Regions from separate parts of the Homo sapiens genome. Here region 1 is linked to region 2. Evidence: chromatin contacts called from ENCODE Hi-C or POLR2A ChIA-PET data. All regions are on one chromosome and are shown on one strand. The core of a region is the stretch at or near the end of the contact, and the rest is flanking DNA. Distances in the headings are between cores, read along the strand shown.

What was found. Hi-C counts contacts between places; a loop is a spot of excess contacts on that map. ChIA-PET counts read pairs that join two places held with the same protein, here RNA polymerase II (POLR2A).
Region 1: a map of endothelial cell of hepatic sinusoid shows a loop between it and region 2 (4-fold over the local background). The contact joins two enhancer-like sites. A Hi-C loop is called at or near these places in 1 of 168 maps with a recorded cell type or tissue (endothelial cell of hepatic sinusoid). POLR2A ChIA-PET finds 5 or more read pairs at or near these places in 4 of 52 experiments (Caco-2, H1, OCI-LY7 and 1 more).

What each region holds. Positions count from the first base shown.
Region 1 is chr22:42,902,879-42,906,883 of GRCh38, reverse strand. All of the region lies in intron 2 of PACSIN2 (protein kinase C and casein kinase substrate in neurons 2), which reads left to right. Among named protein-coding and RNA genes, the nearest start is that of ARFGAP3, 48 kb to the right of the region's middle. RefSeq lists enhancers at 283-958, 1,853-2,373. Within about 2 kb of position 1,463, at least 17 of the 41 ENCODE cell types and tissues checked have a DNase peak (open chromatin) inside an H3K27ac peak, as active enhancers do.
Region 2 is chr22:42,803,803-42,808,368 of GRCh38, reverse strand. It overlaps ARFGAP3 (ARF GTPase activating protein 3), which reads left to right. Exons shown (of 16, transcript NM_014570.5): 14 at 1,206-1,296. Among named protein-coding and RNA genes, the nearest start is that of ARFGAP3, 51 kb to the left of the region's middle. Within about 2 kb of position 2,653, at least 20 of the 41 ENCODE cell types and tissues checked have a DNase peak (open chromatin) inside an H3K27ac peak, as active enhancers do.

The sequences.
Region 1 (4,005 bases), core at 214-2,713, 100 kb before region 2:
TGTGTGGTACTTTTTTTCTCTTTTGGCAAAAACTCTTTTTCCTACCCCGATGTTACACACAAAATGTAGACATGGTGTATATTGCGTAATCTTCGTTTAAGGTTCTTATGCTTATTTTGGGGAGAGTTGTGTTTCTGATGGTATTTGGCTGTTCTGGGATTTCTGAACAGGCTGCTGCAGCCTGCTCTTCAGAGCACTGTATACCTACCTTTTTCAGGAATGAGTTATATTCATGTGAATTCCTTCTAAGCCAGTGAGAAAATAGTTTTCCTAAGATCCTGCCCTTCTTTGGTGGGTGACCCTCCCCCTGAGCTATAGTGGACATTTCCATTGTGGTTCAGATAGACTTTGTCGTCCTATGGGGCAGATCAGGGCCCTCGACGTGTGGGCTGCCTTTGTCTTGGCCATGTTTGGCTGACCCTGAATCTCGTGACTCTTCAGAATTACGTGTTTTTAAATGGGTGGTTTTCACAGTTTAGAATACACAACCTAAGCAATGCTTGGACGCTTATGAAAACAGACGTCAACATTGGACAGACTTTGACGTTGAGATTAGAGCAGAAAGCAGCCTTTGCTGCCCAATCTCTACCCAGTAATGGAGGTTTTTCTCATGATGTGATGGGTTTTAACCAAGCTGTCCTTTGTCCCCCTTGGTCAGTCAGTCAGGCTCATGCCTGGCCTGAGCTTGGGGCTGGGACACAGAGGTGAGTGTGACAGGGACAGTCCCTTGTCCTCTTGGAGCTCACAGGCCAGCAGCAGCACAAGACAGTTCCACAAGTGACTGCCATTTCCCTTGGACAGTTTTCAGCACTGCTGCCATCCCTGTCCATGGCCACTGTCCCCTAGCTTGGCAGGTGTTGCTTGGCTGGTGTTGCCAGGGCCTGGTGCCATGCACAGCACATGGGAGGGACTTACATACTTGAAGGAGTGGGTGGCGGTGGGTGGTCAGGTAGATATGACTGAAGGTCTCACAGGAGCCTCTCCTGCTGTGTTCCAGCAGCTGCAGAATTGGCCTGGTTCCCACAGGCGGCTTCCTGCTTTTAGGGCAAACAGGGCAGGGACCAGCCCTGGCCAGCACCAATCCCTTTTACCCATCCACCCACCAGGAGCACTGCAGGGAGCCAGCCGGGCAGTTTATTTTGGCTGGCTGCTGCAGGCCGTCGAATCTGTCATTTTTGTTTTCAGCTCTTTCATGCCCTTTGGTGTATGACATCTACAACATTGTCTTCGGCCTGCGTGCTCAGCCATTCCCGATACTGGGAAAAATCAAATTCCACTTTCAGTGGAGGAAAAGAAAGCAGAATTTGGGGTGCACCGTCGCAGGTCAGGCTCAGCCAGCAGTGATGGCCTGCTGCTGTTCTGTGATGGGCTGCCCAGGCCAGGGACAGCACTTGCTGGTAGTTGGGCACTGGGCCAGCGGCACCAATGAGCCTGTTGACACCCAGAGTTTATTTTGTCTGAGGTCACAGGACACCTGCATGGCAAGGCCAAGTCTAAATGACTCCCGAGCCCGAGTGGTCTCTGAGCGTCCTCTCTACACTTACCGTTTCTGCAGCCACACGCGGGAGCATCGCACACGCGGAGACAGGAAAAGGTGGATGAATGAGGTCACCTTTCCTTCTGTTGTGCAGACAGACCTGTCTTCCCCCCGTGTGAATGCCATCATTCTGAATGCAGAGAAAGAGTTCTTTGGTTTTTGCGTTGAGGGAATTTAGCACTTCGGGGTTTTGTGCTGTCAAGAAGCTTGTCTTCTGAAGATAAAATTTTTTAAATTTTTTTTGTGCATTTCTGTAGATGAAGATAAAATTTTATTTTCTTATTTGATCTCAGTGATGTCAGAATAACTTTTTAAAACTGTTTAAGAGACACATTTTTCCTTTCTATTCAGTAACAAATCTCCTTTCATTTTAGAGCCGGTGGGGTCCGTAGTGCTCATTAGACTGTGGTGGGCTTAGCTCCATGGAGACATTTGTGGATAAACGATTGTTTGAGCTGGGCACAGTGCAGGGGGGCGGAGCTGGGGTGCCCAGGCACAGAGATGGGGAGAGGAGCCCACATTCCACTAGTGGGGACTGGTAGGGTAACAGGAGTCATAAAGTAAACCAGGATTCGGGTGCAGGGGGCTAGGGCCAGGGTGGAGGTAGACTGGAGTGCAGTATGGGGGGGCTGTGGAAGCACCAAACTGGGAAGAGGAGGGAACGGAAGGAGGTGGGGAGGCTTCCTGGAAGAATTGATCCTCCAGCTTTTCCCAGCTGGCGTTTCCCCACTAGATCATCGGCTTTGGACCTTAGGGGTCGAGCCAGTTTTGGATGTCTCTCACACTCCCTGTCAGTCAGGGGGTGCCTTGGGAATTCTGCCAAAAGCCTCAGGTCTTCAGCGAGCTTAGGGACCGGGCAGGTGATCTCGCCATGGCAGCTCTTCCAGCAAGGTGATGCCTGCATCAGTGGGGGCGCCTCCCTGAGGAGTGAGGGAGAGCAAAAACGGCAGCCACATACCAAATTCCTGCCACTTGCTGGGTGCTCGGCTGAAGGCAAGTGAGCAGTGCATGTCTTCCCAGAGACCCAGGGCTCCAGGATGGGAGATGGCACACAGGGCGGCATATGCTGTGCATGTGAACGCCATGTAGGGTGTCGCGGGGCCTTCTCGACATCTGTGTAACACGCACCAAGGGAGCAGAGCATGGGGAGCCTGGCCGACGGCCTTGAGGAAGAGTTAGTTCAACACAGCTTTGCGTAAACACATCCTTTCTTTCTATGTTGTCTATCTTATGTGTTCTGCCTTTGGAGTTAGGATCTGAAAATTGCAATTTCTGGGTTTCTGTGTCATCTATTTTTTATTTTGTCATTTTGAACATTTCAGTTAAAGATTCGTAACTCAGTGTGTCTTTATGATTGTTGAAATCTGGGATTCATGCTTTTAAATGATCAAACGGCAAGGGGTGCTTTCAGGGTAGTGAGCTCCATTTTCTTCACCTTCGTACTTGAGGATACAGGTTTCAGGAACAGAGGATACGGCCAGTCAGTGTTGGGAGCAAGAACTGAAAACCCCAAGTTGAGACAGAATTGAGGCCCCGAGGAAAGGACAGGACTAGTGCTGGGTCAGAATCGAGTCTGGATTGTAGATCAGACTCAAGGCGATTCTGAATCTCTAACCCTCTTGGGCCCTGCAAGGTAAATAGCATCACCTCATTTGCAGATGGCGAGCCCCAGTGAGGTTAGGTGTTAGTCTGAGCTTGTGGTTCAAGGCAGCACCGAAGTGTGGAACTCCCAGGGCCTACATTCCAGGGCTGAGACAAGTTGGGAGCCCAGTGGTGGATGAGCTGGTGGGAAGTTTGGGGACCAGGACGAGTGGAATCCCATAGAAATGAGGATGTGGAAATTGCAGTTTGGCACCTGAAAGCAAGGCACGGACTAGATGGTTTTTCAAGGACCCCTGTTACTCTTTGGTGTTTTCAAACACACATCACAGATTTCACAACCCTAATATCAACAGTCATCCCCGTTTGGAAAGGAAGATTCAGCATAGGGGTTAGGATAGGTTGGAAGAAAGTTGCCTGAAGCTGTCACCATGGGGACATCTGGCAGGTGTGTACAGGATACAACATCTGCCAGGCACACGCACACCCTCCCCAGGGAAGGTGGGTGAGAGGTAGTGACTCTGCAGGGCACAGTCCTGAGGAGAAGGGACTCAGTCCTGGAGCCCCCTCTAGCTGCCTGGGACGTGGGTTGGCTTAGGGATAAACTAACTCAGGCCCTGGATTTCCCTGAAAGCTTTGTAGCTGCAGTGAAGGCCCGGTGAGGCCCTGCAGCTGGCTGTGCTTATGTGACTCTCTCAGGAATGCGGCAGAAGCGCCGGGAGTTGCTCTTCTGCCGGCCATGAAGTTACTGGCTGATGACGTGCTAAGAGTTGATTCCTTTTAGCTACCATGGAGAGAGCTCGTGTGACTCGCAGGATTGAGAACTGATAAATAGGCCGGGCGCGGTGGCTCACACCTGTATTCCCAAC
Region 2 (4,566 bases), core at 1,404-3,903:
TGGAGTGCAGTGGCATGATTTCAGCTTACTGCAACCTCCGCCTCCCAAGTTTAAGCGATTTTCCTGCCTCAGCCTCCCAAGTAGCTGGGAATACGGCCGTGCACCACTACACCTGGCTAATTTTTGTATTTTTAGTAGAGATGAGGTTTCACCATATTGGCTAGGCTGGTCTTGAACTCCTGACCTCAGGTGATCTGGCTGCCTCGGCCTCCCAAAGTGCTGGTATTACAGGCGTGAGCCACCACGCCCAGCCAGATATGTTTCTGAGGAGTGCATATATTTATTTTCAGGTTGTTGGCTTTTCTCAGAAATGTTAATGAACTTGGCCAGGCACTGTGGCTCACACCTATAATCCTAGCACTTTGGGAGGCTGAGGCAGGTGGATCACTTGAGGCCAGGAGTTCGAGACCAGCCTGGCCAACATGATGAAACTCCGTCTCTACAAAAAATACAAAAATTAGCTCGGTATGGTGGTACGCGCTTCTAGTCCAGCTACTTGGGAGGCTGAGGCAGAGAATCGCTCGAACCCAGAAGCAGAGTGAGACTCTGTCTCAAAAAAAAAAAAAAGAAAGAAATGTTAATGAACTCATCATAGTGAAGTCTTGCTAAGCTGTAAGACTCAAGTGGAAGTGGGGAGGTTTACGTCTTTCCTCTCATCCTGAATTGCTAGTGTGCCTCTGACTATTTGGATGATGGTTTCCTAAAATGTGCTGAATGTATTTTGCAGAAATTTAAACTTCTGCAAGTGTAACATTTCGCCATCATTTCGAAAGTAGAATTGCCCCTTGCTGTTCCCACAGTCCATAAAATCTGCCTTGCTTCAAAGTTGACATTCAAGTTCAGTTTTAAAATAGTGTCATGGGGCTTGGAAAAGAGACTCTTAGAGTGGCCTTTGCTGACAGCTGGCTAGAAGCAGCACCAGGAGAGAGATGCCGCTCTCCCTCCCTCACTCCGACGGCCTCCGCACTGGCCATCGTGGCTGAGGTGTTGTATGTTGATCAGTCTGCCTGTGACCTGCCTCCCATGCAGAACATGAGCTTTGTGCTGTCCCGCAGGACCTGGCCTTGGCAGTGGCATTCAGTAACTGTTGGAAAGAAAGAGCCTGGGGGTCAAACACTTTCAAATGACAGCTCTTCAGTGATTCTTTTTGCAAAACTGCCCACAATCTTTGGAGCCTAACATTTCCTTTTCCTTGTCTTCTCTAGTATGAGACCAGGGCCCGCCTAGAGAGGCTGTCGGCAAGTTCCTCCATAAGCTCGGCTGATCTGTTCGAGGAGCCGAGGAAGCAGCCAGCAGGTAGGGGGCACTGAACAAGAGCTGGTCTCTGTCATGTCTACGGTATGAACACATTTCATCTGGATAGGACTGTTTCCTTTTCCAAGATATTTTAGCAACCATTATTCGATGCTCTGATCTCTGCTATAAGTCAGGTAGAGCAGAAGTTACTATTCCAGGCTTCACACGTAAGGAGACCAAGTCATGAAATTAAAGCAACATCCCATCATTGCCTGGCAAGTCATCCTTCTGAACACTGTCATAGAGGAGTGTTTTCTAGCTGAGTGCGGCTGTGCTATGAAATACCATGTGCTATCTTAGCCTTAGAGGTGGACAGCGCCGGGCTCCCGTGTGATCCTCACCACCCTCTAGCTGTGAGCCCTTGAGGATGTCATGGTGTCTTTAGCCTCAGTCTCCTCCTCTGTAACGGGGGTGGATAAAACCACCTCACAAGGTTGTCATGCGGCTTAAATGAGCAATGTGAAGTGCCACCAAGTGTCTGGCACACAGCAGGCCCCAGGGGTGGGCAGAGGCAGATAGAAACATGTGGCTCTAACAGCATCTGTCTTCTGGGGAAGACAGAACACAGCTTTGGGAGTGAGCAGGTGGAGAGGAATTGCCTGTCTCCCATATCCCTCTTCAGGGTTCAGACCCCAGCGAGGAGGTGTCTGGTCCTCCCAGGGCTGGGATGGCCTAGGATGGGGCGGCCTGTGAGCCCAGTGGTGGGCCTCAGAGCGCCGGCCCCTCTGCTTCGACTTCCCCTCCCCCTGACTGAGGGATGCCTTGTGAGAGTACCCTACAAAGGCCTCTGCCAGGCCACAGTGGGGAGGAGGGGCCCTGTGGTTAACGTGAAAGGGGCAGCGTCCTCTGAGGTCATTTCAGGAAGCCATTTATCAGCAGGAGAGCCAAGGGGAGGGATGACTCTCAGGAGCCAGGCATTCCAAGCCTGGCACCCTCAGCATCCCTAGGCCTAGAGGAGCTGGCTGTGGCTCTAAGTGACCAACCTAGGCTATCACTTGGCCTTACAGCCACAGAGAACAGCTGTTTTCAGAGTCCAAAGAGAAACAGCTCGAGAGAGGTCTGAGTGTCGGACATTCTGGGTTGTGGTTTGGGGATGTTATAGAGACACACTGTGGCCCTCGGGGTGCAGTGGGCACTGCCAAGTTGCTGTGCTGCAGTGGAGGGAGAGTCCTAGCCAGGTGGCAGCAAGTGAGACAAGGGTTGTGTTGGCAGAGCAGCTGGCAGAGAGCCAGGCAGCCCAAGGAGCCAGAGGCCAGGGCCAGAGTGGACAAGCCCCGGCACATCCGCTGCCAGTGAGAGTGTGAGGGTGCCTGGGGGTGCGCAGCCAGGGCCACGGCTCCCCTGAGCCACTCTTTGGTCAGGAGCACACCCTGTGCCTCACCCCAGACTTGAGCAGAGGGGCCTCGTTTCCCTTGGGCAGTCAGTTACTTGCTGACTGGGCATTTCCTGGCAGTGAGTCTTGGTGGGGGCAGGTGAGGCTCATTGGCTTGTTCCATCTCCAAACTTTCAGTGTCCTGGCCTGTTGTCAGGGCAACTTCCTTTTGTGACCACCCCTGGCAGAGAGGCACTCCGGCCACCTTTGGAGACCTCCAGCAGCCCCACAGGTCAGTGCTGGGTCGCCTTGTAGGGGCCCTGGCACAGCCAGCAGCCGGTCCAGAGACCTGCATTGTTCAGTCCCCTGACTCCCTGCAATGGATGCCTTTGTAATTTAAATCAATAGAAGTTTTACTCTGAAGCACTGTTTGTTTTTTTAAAAAAATATTTGGAGATCAAATGAGAGCAGCCTTTCCAGTTACTGAACAAAAATAGTGGCAGCCTGTGTTTACCTTCCTGTTCCCTTTCAGAGAACAAAGATCCATTAAATTTTTTTGACCCTGTGTGGATGCCAAACCAACCCTGGTTCCTGGCACCTCGTGGTCATTGTAAGGTGCACCCTGGGGTGAGAGGCCACCCAGAAACTCACTCCCCTGCCCCCGCCGGGGTCTAACTGTGTTGCCCAGGCTGGTCTCAAACTCCGGGCCTTGAGCAAACCTCCCTCCTCAGCCTCCCAAGAAGCTGGAATTACAGGCACCAGCAACTTTTATTAAATATTTACTTTTTATTATTCAGAGCATATTTCAACAAAGAGCTTTGTGTGTTCTGCCTCCATAAAGCTTGTTTTATTTTATAAATTTTTTTTTCTTTTATTTTGTCTTTAATACTTTCCTATTGAAGTAAAAGCTTGTTTTAAGAAAACAAGTTCTTAAAACTTGTTCTGGGCAAGGCACGGTGACTCACACCTGTAATCCCAACACTTTGGGAGGCCGAGGTAGGCGGATCACCTGAGGTCGAGAGTTCAAGAGCAGCCTGGCTAACATGGTGAAACCCCATCCCTTCTAAAAATACAAAAATTAGGCCAGTCACAGTGGCTCACGCCTGTAATCCCAGTACTTTGGGAGGCCGAGGCGGGTGGATCACGAGGTCAAGAGATCGAGACCAGCCTGGCCAACATGGTGAAGCCCCATCTCTACTAAAAATACAAAAACTAGCTTGGCGTGGTGGCATGTGCCTGTAGTCCCAGCTACTCCGGAGGCTGAGGCAGGAGTATCGCTTGAACCTGGGAGGTGGGAGTTGCAGTGTGCCGAGATCACACCGCTGCACTCCAGCCTGGAGACAGAGCGAGACTCCATCTCAAAAAAAAAAAAAAAAAAAAAAAATTAGCTGGGTGTGGTGGTGGGCGCCTGTAATCCCAACCACTCAGGCGGCTGAGGCACAAGAATTGCTTGAACCTGGGACGGGGATGTTGCAGTGGCCGAGATCGCACCATTACACTCCAGCCTGGGCAATAGAATGAGATTCTGTTTCAAAAAAAAGAAAAGGAAAAAAGAAACTATTCTGCTTGGTGGCTCACCCCTATAATCCAGCACTTTGGGAGGCTGAGGAAGACGTATCGCTTGAGCTCAGGAGTTCCAGACCAGCCTGGGCAACATGGCAAAACCGTGTCTCTACAAAAAATACAAAAATTAGCCAGGCATGGTGGTGCACACCTGTAGTCCCAGCTACTCTGGAGGCTAAGGTGGGAGGATGACCTGAGCCCAGGAGGCAGAGGTTACAGTGATCTGAGATCGTGCCACTGCACTCCAGCCTGGGTGATAGAGCCAGGCCTTGTATCAAAAAAAAAAAAAAAAAAAAAGAGGAAGGAGGGAGGGAAGGAAGGAAGGAAGGAAACAATCAGTTCTGTGTTCCTTATCTTAATTTCCAAATGTGAAACGCTTCTGGTGAGGTAAGCTG